Linked DNA regions of Homo sapiens: all the other regions are linked to region 4. The links are chromatin contacts, found by Hi-C or POLR2A ChIA-PET in ENCODE. All regions are on one chromosome and are shown on one strand. Each heading gives the region's core, a stretch centred on a gene start or an enhancer-like site at or near the end of the contact. The rest is flanking DNA. Distances are from core to core; before and after follow the strand shown.

Evidence for each region. A loop is a pair of places that touch in the nucleus more often than their neighbours do. ChIA-PET counts read pairs that join two places held with the same protein, here RNA polymerase II (POLR2A). Pooled maps may share reads with other maps.
Region 1: a map of endothelial cell of umbilical vein shows a loop between it and region 4 (7-fold over the local background). The contact joins the enhancer-like site here to the promoter of TXNDC5 in region 4. A Hi-C loop is called at or near these places in 53 of 168 maps with a recorded cell type or tissue (B cell, CD8-positive, alpha-beta T cell, Caco-2 and 37 more), 37 of 37 single-sample maps with no recorded cell type and 36 of 50 pooled maps. POLR2A ChIA-PET finds 5 or more read pairs at or near these places in 7 of 52 experiments (H1, HepG2, MCF 10A and 4 more).
Region 2: a map of esophagus muscularis mucosa shows a loop between it and region 4 (4-fold over the local background). The contact joins the enhancer-like site here to the promoter of TXNDC5 in region 4. A Hi-C loop is called at or near these places in 3 of 168 maps with a recorded cell type or tissue (chondrocyte, esophagus muscularis mucosa and prostate gland) and 1 of 50 pooled maps. POLR2A ChIA-PET finds 5 or more read pairs at or near these places in 1 of 52 experiments (MCF 10A).
Region 3: a loop to region 4 is called in a map of naive thymus-derived CD4-positive, alpha-beta T cell, with 9 times the contacts of the local background. The contact joins the enhancer-like site here to the promoter of TXNDC5 in region 4. A Hi-C loop is called at or near these places in 23 of 168 maps with a recorded cell type or tissue (B cell, CD8-positive, alpha-beta T cell, Caco-2 and 15 more), 14 of 37 single-sample maps with no recorded cell type and 29 of 50 pooled maps. POLR2A ChIA-PET finds 5 or more read pairs at or near these places in 6 of 52 experiments (CD4-positive, alpha-beta T cell, HepG2, RWPE1 and 3 more).

Annotation. Positions count from the first base shown.
Region 1 is chr6:7,990,754-7,993,917 of GRCh38, reverse strand. The region is part of intron 4 of BLOC1S5-TXNDC5 (BLOC1S5-TXNDC5 readthrough (NMD candidate)); the gene reads left to right. Among named protein-coding and RNA genes, the nearest start is that of BLOC1S5, 72 kb to the left of the region's middle. Within about 2 kb of position 1,577, at least 6 of the 41 ENCODE cell types and tissues checked have a DNase peak (open chromatin) inside an H3K27ac peak, as active enhancers do; they include endothelial cell of umbilical vein, heart right ventricle, sigmoid colon and 1 more, where a contact is called at or near this core.
Region 2 is chr6:7,785,958-7,789,140 of GRCh38, reverse strand. The region is part of intron 1 of BMP6 (bone morphogenetic protein 6); the gene reads right to left. Among named protein-coding and RNA genes, the nearest start is that of BMP6, 61 kb to the right of the region's middle. Within about 2 kb of position 1,765, at least 3 of the 41 ENCODE cell types and tissues checked have a DNase peak (open chromatin) inside an H3K27ac peak, as active enhancers do.
Region 3 is chr6:8,015,902-8,019,421 of GRCh38, reverse strand. The region is part of intron 4 of BLOC1S5 (biogenesis of lysosomal organelles complex 1 subunit 5); the gene reads left to right. All of the region lies in intron 4 of BLOC1S5-TXNDC5 (BLOC1S5-TXNDC5 readthrough (NMD candidate)), which reads left to right. All of the region lies in intron 6 of EEF1E1-BLOC1S5 (EEF1E1-BLOC1S5 readthrough (NMD candidate)), which reads left to right. Among named protein-coding and RNA genes, the nearest start is that of BLOC1S5, 47 kb to the left of the region's middle. Within about 2 kb of position 1,792, at least 2 of the 41 ENCODE cell types and tissues checked have a DNase peak (open chromatin) inside an H3K27ac peak, as active enhancers do.
Region 4 is chr6:7,908,889-7,912,249 of GRCh38, reverse strand. TXNDC5 (thioredoxin domain containing 5) reads left to right here and starts at 1,462. Exons shown (of 10, transcript NM_030810.5): 1 at 1,462-1,736. The coding sequence starts at 1,474. All of the region lies in intron 4 of BLOC1S5-TXNDC5 (BLOC1S5-TXNDC5 readthrough (NMD candidate)), which reads left to right. RefSeq lists silencers at 1,178-1,607, 1,978-2,097, 2,298-2,387.

The DNA of each region.
Region 1 (3,164 bases), core at 328-2,827, 82 kb before region 4:
CAAAGAAGTGAGGAAGAGGACTCCTACATACTCCTACATACTCTCAAAGGAGAGTATAAATTGATGTAACCTCTTTGGAGGGCGATCTGAAAATATCTATCAACATTTAAAATGCACATACTGGCTGGTATGTGCTTAACAAGGTATGGCACATACTTGTTAAGATGTGTACAGAGGTCTTTGTTGTAGCTTTTCATATGAGAAAAATACTAGAAACAACATAAATATCCATTAATATGGAACTGGTTAATCAATTGTGTGGTATATTTGAATGGGAATACTATGCAGCCATGAAAAAGGATGGGTTAGCACTAAACATGATAATATGGAATGATCTCCAAGATGTTATTATGTGAAAAAGAAAGATACATTTTAAAAGGAGAAAATGCACACATGCTTGCATTTGGATATTTCTAGAGTGTATACCAGCAGCTGGTACTGATGACTGCCTCAGGGTAGGGTCTGAGGAATCAAGGGTCTGCAGGTCTGCAATGGGAGGGATACTTACTTTTCCTTTTTCTATTTATTGTAGTGCCTAAATCTTTTTTTTTTTTTCGAGATGGAGTCTCGCTCTATCGCCCAGGCTGGAGTGCAGTGGTGCGATCTCGGCTCACTGCAAACTCCATCTCCCAGGTTCACGCCATTCACCGGCTTCAGCCTCCCGAGTAGCTGGGACTACAGGCACCCGCCACCGCGCCCAGCTAATTTTTTGTATTTTTAGTAGAGATGGGGTTTCACTGTGTTAGCCAGGATGGTCTCGATCTGACCTCGTGATCTGCTAGCCTCAGCCTCCCAAAGTGCTGGGATTACAGGCGTGAGCCACTGCACCCAGCCTGTAGTGCCTAAATCTTTTAATCAGGTCCTTGTATTACTTATTCAATTAAAAAAAAGAGCTAGTTAAAAGGAGTTAATTTTAAAAATTACTGTGCAATATGAGCAAAAGAGGTTAGTGGATATTTACATTTCCTAACTGCAAGGAGATAAGGCAAAATGAACAGACTTCTTTTTTCCTTTTCTTTTTTTGCCTCATTCTCTAATGTGAGATCAAGGGGGCACCTGATGGAGTTAAGAACTGGGAAATGAATAAATCAAAGGAAATAGCTTTTTGCACAGCATGTAGCTAGTCTAAGGAATTTACCGCCAGAGGCAGTCATAGAGTCAAATACTGTGGCTGGATTTTTTTTTGGAAGTCTGGTCACTATGACCAGTCATAACATTTGTAGTTATGCAAGAAAAGATAAGGATAATCAAATCTGATGGTGCAGGATGTAAGCTGATCATTGCAAAGGAAGGAATTTCTCCCCAGCCTCCCTTCTTTTTTGGCTTCTCCCAGTGCCTCAGAATAACATTACACAATTAGCTAGGTCTGCTTTGAAGAGTTGACAGTACTTCCTCTGAATCATTAGGTATTATCCACAGCCAAGGGAAGGATTCCAGGCCTGCCAGAGCAGCAAAGCTCAGAACTCTTTTTTTGCACCCAGAGCGATGGCCCCTTCAGTTCCAAGTTCAGCGTTTTGGCAGGACAGCCCTCCTGCTGCTCTGCTCCTCCTGCCATTCCCGGTGAAGAACATGTTCAAAGGGAAATAATGGGTTTCAGCTCTTCTCCCGTTGAGCTGGCACTCTCGTATAAACAACAAACCCAAGATTATTGAGGGACTGAATAGATGTTCAGGAAATAATTCATGCTTTTTTCTCTTTCTCTTTCCTTCTTTGGCTCTGACTAGTAATGAATCCCTCCACCAGGGGGTAGACAGAAGACATAAAAGAAACCAGCACTGACCAATCTCATTTAGGCCCCAGTAACAGGTTTCATATTGTTCTAGGTCTCATTCATCCAAATAACCCAAGAAATACTGCACCCATTTACTGTCTTATATTTTAAGATCAAGAGTAGGATGTATCAAATTGACTTCGATTTGAGCAAGTAAGTAGAGTGTAGAATAGTATAGTATGTCAACATGAGCCAGATAAATTGCATTAACTAAAATCTACTGCAGATGAGGCCATTCTGTTTCTCCATGTGACTAGTTCAAAGGCAAAACTTTAGTCACATAAATGAGAGGACCTTCTTTTTTAAAAGTTTCTCCCCCATGTTATGGAAGCTGGCAACAGGCAGGCAGGGTATGTCTGTGTGCATGTATATGCATGCAGGGTGAATGCCCTTCCCTTTTCTGTCAGCCAACAGCTGGATGACTCCAAGACAACACAGTCAGTGATCCCAGGTCCATCTGGTGGCCACACACAGGGGCACGGCCTCTTGCTTGTCCCACAGACAAGATTCAAAACAGTCACCCAAACACCCAAAGTTCCAGGAGAAAATTTGTATCATTTTTGTTTGGCTAAATTATGTCTTTAAAAGTTCCAACAGAATTTTTAAAAATATCTCTTATTACATTTAATTATAATTTTAAAATAATTTCTTTGCTACTCAAACTCATCGACACCATGTACAACCTTACCTTTGAAGCTTTTTAGGAGACCCATTTCACTTCCAGCATTGTCCAGTAGAACTTTCTGCAGTGGGGGAAGTGTTCTTTATCTGTGTTGTCCAATATGGTAGCCACTAGCCGTATGTAACTATTGAGTACTCGGAATGTGGCTAATGTGTCTAAGGAACTGAATGTTTAATGTGACTTAATTTTCATTGACTTATAAGCAACAATGCCACCTGAACTTTAGCATTTCTTATATCCTCAGCCCATTTTTACTTTAGCATCCTAGCAAACATTCAGAAGTGACATGGTCATTTTCTTCCTTCTGGGATGGAGCGTTGGCTCTCTTTATTGTCATTAAGATCTTTGAAAGCAATAAGAAGATATAATTAGCCGGGCATGGTGGCTCACGCCTGTAATCTCAGCACTTTGGGAGGCCAAGGAGGGTGGATCACCTGAGGTCAGGAGTTCAAGACCAGCCTGGCCAACATGGTGAAACCCCATCTCTACTAAAAATGCAAAAAATTAGCCGGGCCTGGTGGTGCGCGCTTGTAATCCCAGCTACTTGGGGGGCTGAGGCAGGATAATCTCTTGAACCTAGGAGGTGGAGGTTGCAGTGAGTCGAGACTATGCCATTGCACTCCAGCCTGGACAACAAGACCAAGACTAGTCTCAAAAAAAAAAAAAAAAAAAAAAGAAGAAGATGTAATTTTTCTGTTTTCACACAGTTTT
Region 2 (3,183 bases), core at 516-3,015, 120 kb after region 4:
GGTCTAGCATACAGCATGCTGACTATAGTTAACAACACCGAGGTGATGGATATGTTACTTGATTGTACTGGATATCTTACAATGTATACATAGGCCAATCATCAAGTTGTATACCTTAAACACATACAATTAGTTGTCAACTATACTTCAATAAAGCTGGAGGAAAAAGCTCCTTGGGTTGCCAAATACAAGGAGTAATTTGACAATGCATTCCTGAGGAAGCACCTTGGAGAGCAAAGCACAGAACACTTTAAAAAAAAAAAAAAAAACAGAGATAGGATGGAATAAGGGGTGGGAGGGATCTTATTTCTACCAGGTGACAAACTCACTGCCTTTTCTATCTACGTATCTTAGGAATTTTAGTTCAGAAGCAAGATGATTATTTGAAATGACATGTTAACACATTTACTTAAATTTTAAAAACAAAGTCACTCCTTCTGATTTGCTTCATCCTAAGGACTGGTTTTGCTGCCATTTGTTTTACAATGATGAACATTTTCCAAGTATGAAGGAGAAAAGTCCATAACTTTGACTCTTTGATAATACACTTAAAGCATATATACAGTGTTACAATTCATAGGATATTACACCCTTTAAAACTATCCAAGTTTATTTTTAAAATTCTTTAGTTCTCGGCATAAAAACATACAGAGGGGTCCCCCGTTGTTGAGCCTAGACATAGAAGACAGGATTTGAAGGCAGCCAGTCATTTTCCCCATTGTGTACCAGCACACAATAGCATACACTGTGTTTCTTAAGTTAGTGATGGTATACACATAGTTTGGCTGGAAAGACTGAAGTATGATCCCCAGTTCTTTCCATACAGGATGCATATGATGACTCTTGGTTTCAGCTACAGCCTTAACATGTGGTCTATCACTAATGCCCTCAAATAATTACTACCAAGCCTTTGGCCAAGAACACTTAAAGGTCTAAAGGTAATTGAGCCCCTGACAACATGTTTCCAAGGACTCCATCTTCTTCCAGTGATTCAAGAAATATATTCCAGAGTTGTGCAAAGAATACCCATACCTGAGGGTCTGAACTATTCTTGTAACTAAACATTCATCATCAGTTTCTAATATCTCTAAAGGGTCACATTTATTACATGTGGTGTGAAACTATACTTAAAGTTATATCAGGCTGGGTTGATCGTTTCATCAAAATGACTTGCGTTTCTTTAAAAAAAAAAATCAATCTACCATAGTCAGCAATTCAGAAGGTGAAAAAGTCATGCCAAAAATAAATGCAAACCCACCTATCAGCAAAAAGGAAGGATGGCTCTAGAAAGAAAGTGCCAAGGTCAAGTGAGTTTTTGTGCAAGAAATCTTGTTATTACTATAATGAAAGCCATAAACATTCCATAGGAGTTGAGAGGCAGGAATTCAGGGAAGTTATACTAGTGTCTAGCATTTACTAAATTGAGAATCTTCATGCCAACCTAACACGCAAATATGCTAGAGCTGAATGAGACCATGACCGTTTCAGACAGAGCAGCCACGGCTAAGAAAAAGTGGCCAAGTAGCACACCACACAAAGCAAATGGCACCTTGGTTTGCTAACAGGATTGCAAGCAAATAGATCCCTGCTCTGAGTGAGGAGTCTAACAGATTCCTCTTCGAGCTTTTTTTGCAGCCTGCAACAATTCATCTGTCAAAAAAGTACATGAATGGGAAAAATCCAGTGTCTGAGCCAAGGACTGTGTTGCAACTGTCTAAGATTTTTGAGAGCTGGCCAAACACGCCTTTAAGGATTGTTTTCACTCTCTTGGCTTTGCAGCACCTCATCCCTAAATACTTGATAACTGTTTTAGAGGTGTAGCTCCTTTTCAGACACTGACTCACTCAGGCGCTTCCAGAGAAGTTCACGCATATTTTTCAGTACAGATGGTGTATCTGCATATGTACAACTGGCCAGAAGACAAATCAACACATTTTCCCAAGAGCCGATCAACACTTAGTTATTCAAGGAATGATCTCCCAAACTCTTTACTTCTGTTCCCTCCCTGATACTGCCCTCTTCAATTGGACTTTTACTTCTTCCTAATATCTTTATCAGAAGATTATTGGAAAAGAAACTAAAGGAGGCTGAACTTACACTCGTCACTTTAGTTTAGAGAAATGGCAGCTCTGGGGAAAAGGATCATGAGAAAGAAGGATGTGAAAATCATTACCAGGATTCGGGGATCATCTGTGGATCTTAATTATTCCTGCTCTTCCTACCTCTGAAGGTCAAAGATATTATTGACAGCTGGCTGCTGGGGAAGTTTGAAATGGGACAAACTTGTCAAATTGCTGTGCCCTCAGGGAAACCCTCCCTGCTTTGACCCTGGATTGAGTCACCTGCATGGGGCTTTTCTACCTGATGTTCCGAGGGAGACATACATTATAAGTCAAGTTTTTCCTTCTTCTTTCTGTGTATTCTCATGAAGTGCTAGGGAGGGCTTGTCACTGGGGGCTGTCTGTTCTAGGCTGATTGAATCTACAGTTCTGATCCACATACACAATAGTACTTCTAACTCACAGAACAGCTAAGTCGATGGCCTGCCTGTAGTAACAGGTGCTGGTTGGGAGAATGTCATGGCATAGAATGCAAGGACTTGTACTAAGGAAGCATTGCCAAGGATGTGAGCTGAAAGGTTTCCAGAGGGATTTTATTTAAAAAAAAAAAAAAAAAAAAACAGACTAAAGAAGGGAAAAGCAGCTGTTTGGAAATAAACTGTAAAACATCTGTAGCACACGACCAGAATTCTCTAAGTGTGAGCATGAGGTTTTAAAGGGGCCTCATCTTTCATAAGCAACACTCCAAGCACAAAGCATATGCCACAGGCAGTCAGTCCTCTCCAGTGTTCCCAGTAGTAGAGAGGAGAGGTGTGGTGTGCCCAGATGTGCCATCATGGTGGGACGTCCAGCTTTTCTGGAAGCCACTGAGCACAACTGTCCTTTACCACAGCAAGTCACGGAGAAGGAAAAAAAAATCCAGAGAAAACTTCACTATCAGGAAATCTTTCCTTATTGCAGATGGAGCTTAGAGACCAAAGACGCGTGTACGTGCTTTCCCTCTACTAGGAGGCCGGGGCTTCTGCCTCCTGCATTTTCAAGACTCTTCAGGGGCACATTCGTTAATACAAGGGCAAAGAAACATTCTGCATAGTTTCTCTGGCTTCATTTGCATCACTGCAAT
Region 3 (3,520 bases), core at 543-3,042, 110 kb before region 4:
TGGTGGTTGCCTGTAATCCCAGCTACTTGAGAGGCTGAGGCATGAGAATTGCTTGAACCCGGGAGGCAGAGGTTGCAGTGAGCTAAGATTGTGCCATTGCACTCCAGCCTGGGCAACAGGAGGGAAACTCCATCTCAAAAAAAAAAAAAAAAGTAAGAATGCCTAGCAGTTACTATTACAAGTGGGAAACTAGGAAACGATAGCGTGGAGTGACTGTAAGAACTTCTTGATAAGGGAGCAAAACTAGATTTTTATTTGGATTTGGAAGTTGTCATCTTTTAGCTTATTTTCACTCGGCCTACAAGGCCAATAAGCGATATGCCTGATGTGAACAGGCTACTTGAATATGTTTGTCTTTATTCATAATATTCTGAAACTACACAATAGAAATACTGATCTTTGGCAGTATCTTATTCACTAATATATTGCAGCGTCTTAAAGACTGTTCTTGTAGCCAAATGGTTAATAATGGTTACATCCAGGATTAAATTGAATCTAGGAATGGAGGGGAAAGTCTCTTGCTCTTGAGTTGTCTCTATTGTTTGAATTATTACAATAATCTGTTGCTAAAAGTAAATTATTAAAATTAAAGAACAGAAACTGAAATGGCAAGGGGATAAAAGTGGAGTGATCTGCCTTCTAGATGCTTCGCTTGTGATTTGTATAATATTTACCTTTTATTAAGTTCCTCAGGCACTGAGCTAGGAACTTGACATGTTCTACCTGTAGTCTTTATAAATATTATTTATGGATGCGGAGTATTTATTTTCCTCATTTTAAAGTTAAAGAAACTTTAAGTTGCTCAGCATCATGCAACTAGTGACAGGTAGACCAGAATTTGAAGCGAGGTTGGTATGCCTGCCAAAGCTCCGTTTTTCTTTATTGGGCTGTACTGGATAAAATGCGTTCTGGTTGGGAAGGGGAACACGGGCTGTTGCCTGGTGATCCACATCACAAGGTCAGCTGAGCCAATGATGACTTTCCATTTACAAAGAAATGAACAAATTAAATAACATCTGAGTATGCATGTTTAACATTCTCTGTATTTATTAAAACACAACTAAAGCTAAATATCATTTTGATGAAGTTTATCTGCATTTTTTCTTTTTCTAGTCTGACTGTGGCTTTTCTCTTAGACTGTAACAGTTTTTGCAAAAGTTCCATCAGAAGATTTAATAAACTCTTCATGCATCTTTTGGAGAGTTCTAATCTATAAGGCTGAAAAGTTAAAAAGTAACGCATTGGATTTTGTTTAACCTGTTTAACCAATTTATTGGATGAGTAAACTCCTCCCTAATCCTCTCTCCCTACCACTGTAATATCTGTTCAGATCCCAAGTGTCCGTAGGACATATTTTAGAGCAAAGTTTGACTGACATTTTAGAAGAATGTTCGACCAAGAATTTTCAATTGGAAAGAAGTTGACGTGAGTCTGAAGTTGAACAGTCTTGGTGCTGGGGAGCTTCAGATCAGCCTAGCAAAAAGACTCTCAGAAGACCGTTTGTCTTGTGAAAGGGATTTTTAGCTACCTACGTAAAACTTCCTCTGGAAAGATCTGATTTGCACTCTGTGATAGAAAAGGCGTAGGTTTGGGTGTCAGAAAGACCTAAATTTGAATCTACAACCAAGCTATTAGGTGAGTGACCATGGAGGATAAAAGTGTCCTTAAGCCTTAATTTCTTTGTCTGTAAAATGAGAATAATGTCGTCTTAAAGGAGAGGCTTTTAGAAGTAGCTATGCAAAACAACTAGCAGAAGTTTGCATTTCATGGGTACTTAGAGCACATTGGCTTATTCAGCCCTTCATCCTGTTTGTCATCCTGACCCAAATGAGAGAGAAAATAGAACAGGAAGAACGTGATGAACAGCCTGAAGATGGTCTCTTTTTCCTAGTAGCTGTTTTTCTGGTGGCTGACATCTGAGTTAACCAGCATCTGAGTACGCTGCGTGTCCCTTTTTCATTCAAGTGCTGGAATTAACATGCCAAAATTAACAGTGACTTCGGGTGCTTTGTAGGTGTGTGTGTGTGTGTGTGTGTTTGTTTTTGAGACGGAGTCTCGCTCTGTTACCCAGGCTGGAGTTCAGTGGTGCAGTCTCGGCTCACTGCAACCTCCGCCTCTCAGGTTCAAGCAATTCGAACTTCTAGGTTTTTCTAGTTTGCATATCCCAGTTTTTGTTTGTTTAATAGAACCTAATCTGTATCAAAACTTAACTGCTAATGACATACATGTAGAATAGTTGAAATAGGGATATAAAGTTATTTTTTCATACTCTATTTAGATTTTTATTGTACGTATTCAAAGTTAATCATTGAAATTGTACTTTGGAAGGGGGGAGAAAACTAAATTCATACCTTTTTTATTTATACAGCATTTTATCTATATTACTGTGGTGCTAGAAAGAAAAAGAAAAAACCTTTCATCCTTATATAGCAATATTAAGGAACATCTCAAGAACTGAGACATTTGACACAGATGTTTGAGATGTTGATTTGCTTTAAGGACTAGAACTGACCCAGAGGAGATTTCTTTTTTTTTTTTTTTTTTTGAGATAGAGTATCACTGTCACCCAGGCTGGAGTGCAATGGCGTGCTCATCTCACTGCAACCTCTGTCTCCTGGGTTCAAGCAGTTCTTCCGCCTCAGTTTCCCGAGTAGCTGGGATCACAGGCCCTGGGATCACAGGTGCACGCCACCACACCGGCTAATTTTTATATTTTTAGTAGAGACGGGGTTCTGCCATGTTGGCCAGACTGGACTTGAACTCCTGACCTCAGGTGATCTGCCCGCCTCAGCTTCCCAAAATGCTGGGATTACAGGTGCGAGCCACTCTGCCCATCCCAGAAGAGATTTCTCGAGTTCTCTTCTAGTGACTAATAATTTATGATTCTTTCTAATGCACTTAAAAATATTTTATGTAAGACATTTTGATTTCTTACAGCAATGATTCTTTTAGCATATATTTTTTTAAAATTGGTTTTAAAATATCTGCAGTGAAATGGGATTTGAGGAGAAATAGAAATATGAAAAAATACTTGGATTGTGTTTGATTTTATCATGTGAAGATACTAGACGCTTTAAAAAAAATTTTTTTTTTTTTGAGACGGAGTCTCACTCTGTCACCCAGGCTAGAGTGCAGTGGTGCCATCTCAGCTCACTGCAACCTCTGCCTTCTGGGTTCAGGCGATTCTTCCACCTCAGCCTCCCGAGTAGCTGGAACTACAGCCATGTGCCACCACGCCCAGCTAATTTTTGTATTTTTAGTAGAGACGGAGTTTTGCCATGTTGGCCAGGCTGGTCTCAAACTCCTTACTTGAGGTGATCCACCGGCTTCGGCCTCCCAGAATGCTGGGATTACAGGCATTAGCCACTGTGCCCAGCCCACTTTTAAAATTTAAGAAATGAGAATATCCATGTTTAATTTTAATGAGAGAAGCCTTAGATGTTTCTAATGTGTCATCTTTTTTTGGATATTATAACACAACTTTTTCCTTGTGACTTACCAGCTGATTGTTACGGTAACC
Region 4 (3,361 bases), core at 213-2,712:
TCCCTGGATTTCTAGTGTTGAGTGAGTTTCACAGGGACACAAAGCATGATGCAACCACATCACGGAAGGCCTTGAATGGCTGCCCCAGGCATGACTATTTCACCCCATCGGCCAAGGCCATGGGGACAGTGGTGGCGTTTTGGTCCAAGTTTAAGCAGCAAACTGTCTTGGTCAAAGGCAGGCTTTAGGAAAATTAATTTTCCAGCCATGTGAATGAAAGAGACTCTTAGAAAGCTACTGCAATAGGCCAGGCTTAGTCTCCGTTCAGGGTATGAACACTGAGAATGCTGGAAGGAAATCATGGTTACAGGAAATGCGGTTGAATTTTGAGACACACGGGAAAAGAGCGAGCAATACAAGATGCCTCCCATGTTTCAAGCTTAAGTGGCTGGAAGAACAGACTTTGGAGGGAGATTGATGGTTTTGGTGTTTGGCAACCCATGGTTAAAGGTTCATAAGTGGCTGGGCCTAAGGCGGGAGCAGAATAATGACAGGTGAGACAGTGGGCGCGTCCCCTGTTGCCAAGCCAGGAGTTAACTACCTGGGGCTTCCTGGATTGAGGATAATCAAAGAGCAGGCAGGATCCCGGAGAGCAACCCGGTGATTCTAATTTAGCTTCAGATCCCCGGGGTAGGGCTGGAGCTTTCGATTACCATCTGCTGTAAGGTGTGTGTGCAGGTGCGAGTTATGAGTCGCTGGGCAGGGATGCCTTCGGGCCATTCCACAGGCTGAGTTCAGCCATAGCAGGCGTGCTGTCATTCATTTTAGTAACCGGCATAAATGAGGGCACAGTAGGACCCCAGTCAGTCCTGCTAGGTGCCTTCTTGTCTAGAAGAGGCCGCTTTGACTTTCTTTCCTCTTCATCCCTGAGTTGAGGCCGGGCAGGGGTAACCAGCAAGGGGTTCACTTGGGAAGCGGGTTTCATCACCCCTCTGAGCCCAGGTCGAGAATCACAGTTGAGCTCTGGCCAAGAATCTAACTAATTCAGGTGCAAACCCCACCGTCTTTTGCCCGATTTCCTATATTCTGCTGACAGCAGCTCTCTCCTTCCTTTGGCCTGAAATCGCGGGGTGCTTGTGTGAGCTGAGATTAGCCGAGGCTGACCTGCCCCTCCGTGGCTTCCCGCTGGCCTCATCGTTACTTCGTGTGTTCACCGCCGCTCTGAGCAGAGCGGGCCCCTGGGGAAAGGGGTGCGGGCCTGGGTTGCGGAGGCGCAGGAGCCTCGCGGGATTGGGGCGAGCCGTCCCATGGCGGGAAGGCAGGAGGCCGGACTCGGAAGGCTCTCCCAGACTCGGTCCCTCGCTCCAGCCCTTCCCTGCCGGTGCGCGGAGCCGGGGCTCGGGCGGGTAGCGGTCGCGCGCCGGCGCGGGCGGGCGGGGAGAGGAAGGGGCGCGGCCTCTCCGGGGCGGGGCGCGGGGCGGGCGCTGCGAGGGGACCGGAGGCCGCGGCGAGAGCGCGCCCAGCCCCGCCGCGATGCCCGCGCGCCCAGGACGCCTCCTCCCGCTGCTGGCCCGGCCGGCGGCCCTGACTGCGCTGCTGCTGCTGCTGCTGGGCCATGGCGGCGGCGGGCGCTGGGGCGCCCGGGCCCAGGAGGCGGCGGCGGCGGCGGCGGACGGGCCCCCCGCGGCAGACGGCGAGGACGGACAGGACCCGCACAGCAAGCACCTGTACACGGCCGACATGTTCACGCACGGGATCCAGAGCGCCGCGCACTTCGTCATGTTCTTCGCGCCCTGGTAACGCCGCGCAGGCCGGCGCCCTGCCCCGCACTTGGCGCTTCGCGGGGCGTGGGGCGCTTGGGCGCCGCGGGCGGGGGGTCCCGGGGCCACGTGGACGCCGACGGCTCTGGTCTGCGGCGTGCGTGCTACGGGCGCGGGGCTCGGGGCTCAGGGGTGCGGGGTGTAATACTGGGGGCGCGGGGCCGGGAGCGCGGGGACCCTGCGGGTTCGGGGCTCCGGCTGGCGGGGAGCGGGGGGCGCGGGCGCCGCGGCTCGGGGCCGGGAGCCGGGGACTGCAGGGGACCGAGGGCTTGGGGCTCCGGGTCGGGAGGCGTGAGCTCAGCGGGCCGGGCACTGGCGGCTGACGTGGCGCTCGGCGGCCGGGGCGGTGCGGGAGGAGGGGGCGGACCCCTAGGGGACAGCCGGGAAAAGCCCGCCCTGCGCCGCGCTCCTGAATTCAACCGCCTCTTGCACCTCGGCACCGAGGGAGGGGAAGGTGGGGTCGTCGCCCTTTCGGGCAGCCGGGAGTCCAAATGTCACCCCGCGGTCCCTGCCCAGCGCCCCAAACTTCCTGTGCCGGCCGGACGCGCGGCCTGCCCGTGGGCCACGTGCACTCACCAGAGCGGCCTTGCTGCTGCCGCGGCCACCGGGGTCGGCTGGGACAGACTGCGGGCACGTCCCCTTCCAGAGGCTTTAACTGAAAAATAGAACCCAGGAAGGTGTGGTTTCCCACTTTGTGCGTCTTTTGTGGGATAGGAAGGAGTGGTCCGGGCAGAGGAGGGTTGCTGAGCTACCCCGGGAAGACCAAGGTAGTGCGAATTCTGGAACCCCTCCGCCCCCCTGCAGCTCAGGGTGGATGTAATCTCTGAACGGAGCCCACTGGTCCTCAACTCCAGGCTGTCCTGTCACCTCCCTGCTGCTCTCTCGGGTCCAGGTCACTTGTTATGTGTGAGATCGGAAAAGCCCCTCCGTTGAGCAGATGGTCCCTCTTGCTTTGGTTCTCTGGGCGAGGCTTTGGTGTGGGCCTCGCTGCTGACCTGAGAGACCCTACCCTGGCACTCATCCCACGGAAGAGCTTCCTGTCATTCACACAAGCATGTGCACAGCTTTCCTGCCAGTGCCGGGATGCCCCGAGGAAGGGAAGTGACCACAGGCCAGAGCAGAAAGCCATAATTTTAGGACACAAGACCTTTGAGAGGTTGGAATAGCCTGCAGGTTCTTGTTGCAGAACTTGGTATTCTTCCCCAGAGCTCAGTAGAGGCTCACTTGGGAAAGGGATGTAGGGAGGCATAGAGAAAAGGTACCCTAAGAAAAATGGCCAGTTCAGAAATTGTACCTTTCAAACTGGGAGAAACGTTTTTCTCTTAACCTTGTATTCAGGCTATTACTGCGTTTCAGTTCATTTGGAGTTAAATCAACTTTTAGGGCCACTGTGGGTTTATTAACAATGTGTATATGAAGTACATTATGTTTCACATTCCTAAGAACCAACTGACTCGAATTTTTACAACTCCAATGGTTTAGAAATTACTTTGTAACATAAAACAATCAGGCAGTATTAACAGTTTCTCTTTGTTCGGGAGTATTCTCAGCAACTATTTCAATTAAGTGTACTACTTAATTGGAGCCTATTTCAGTGGAAT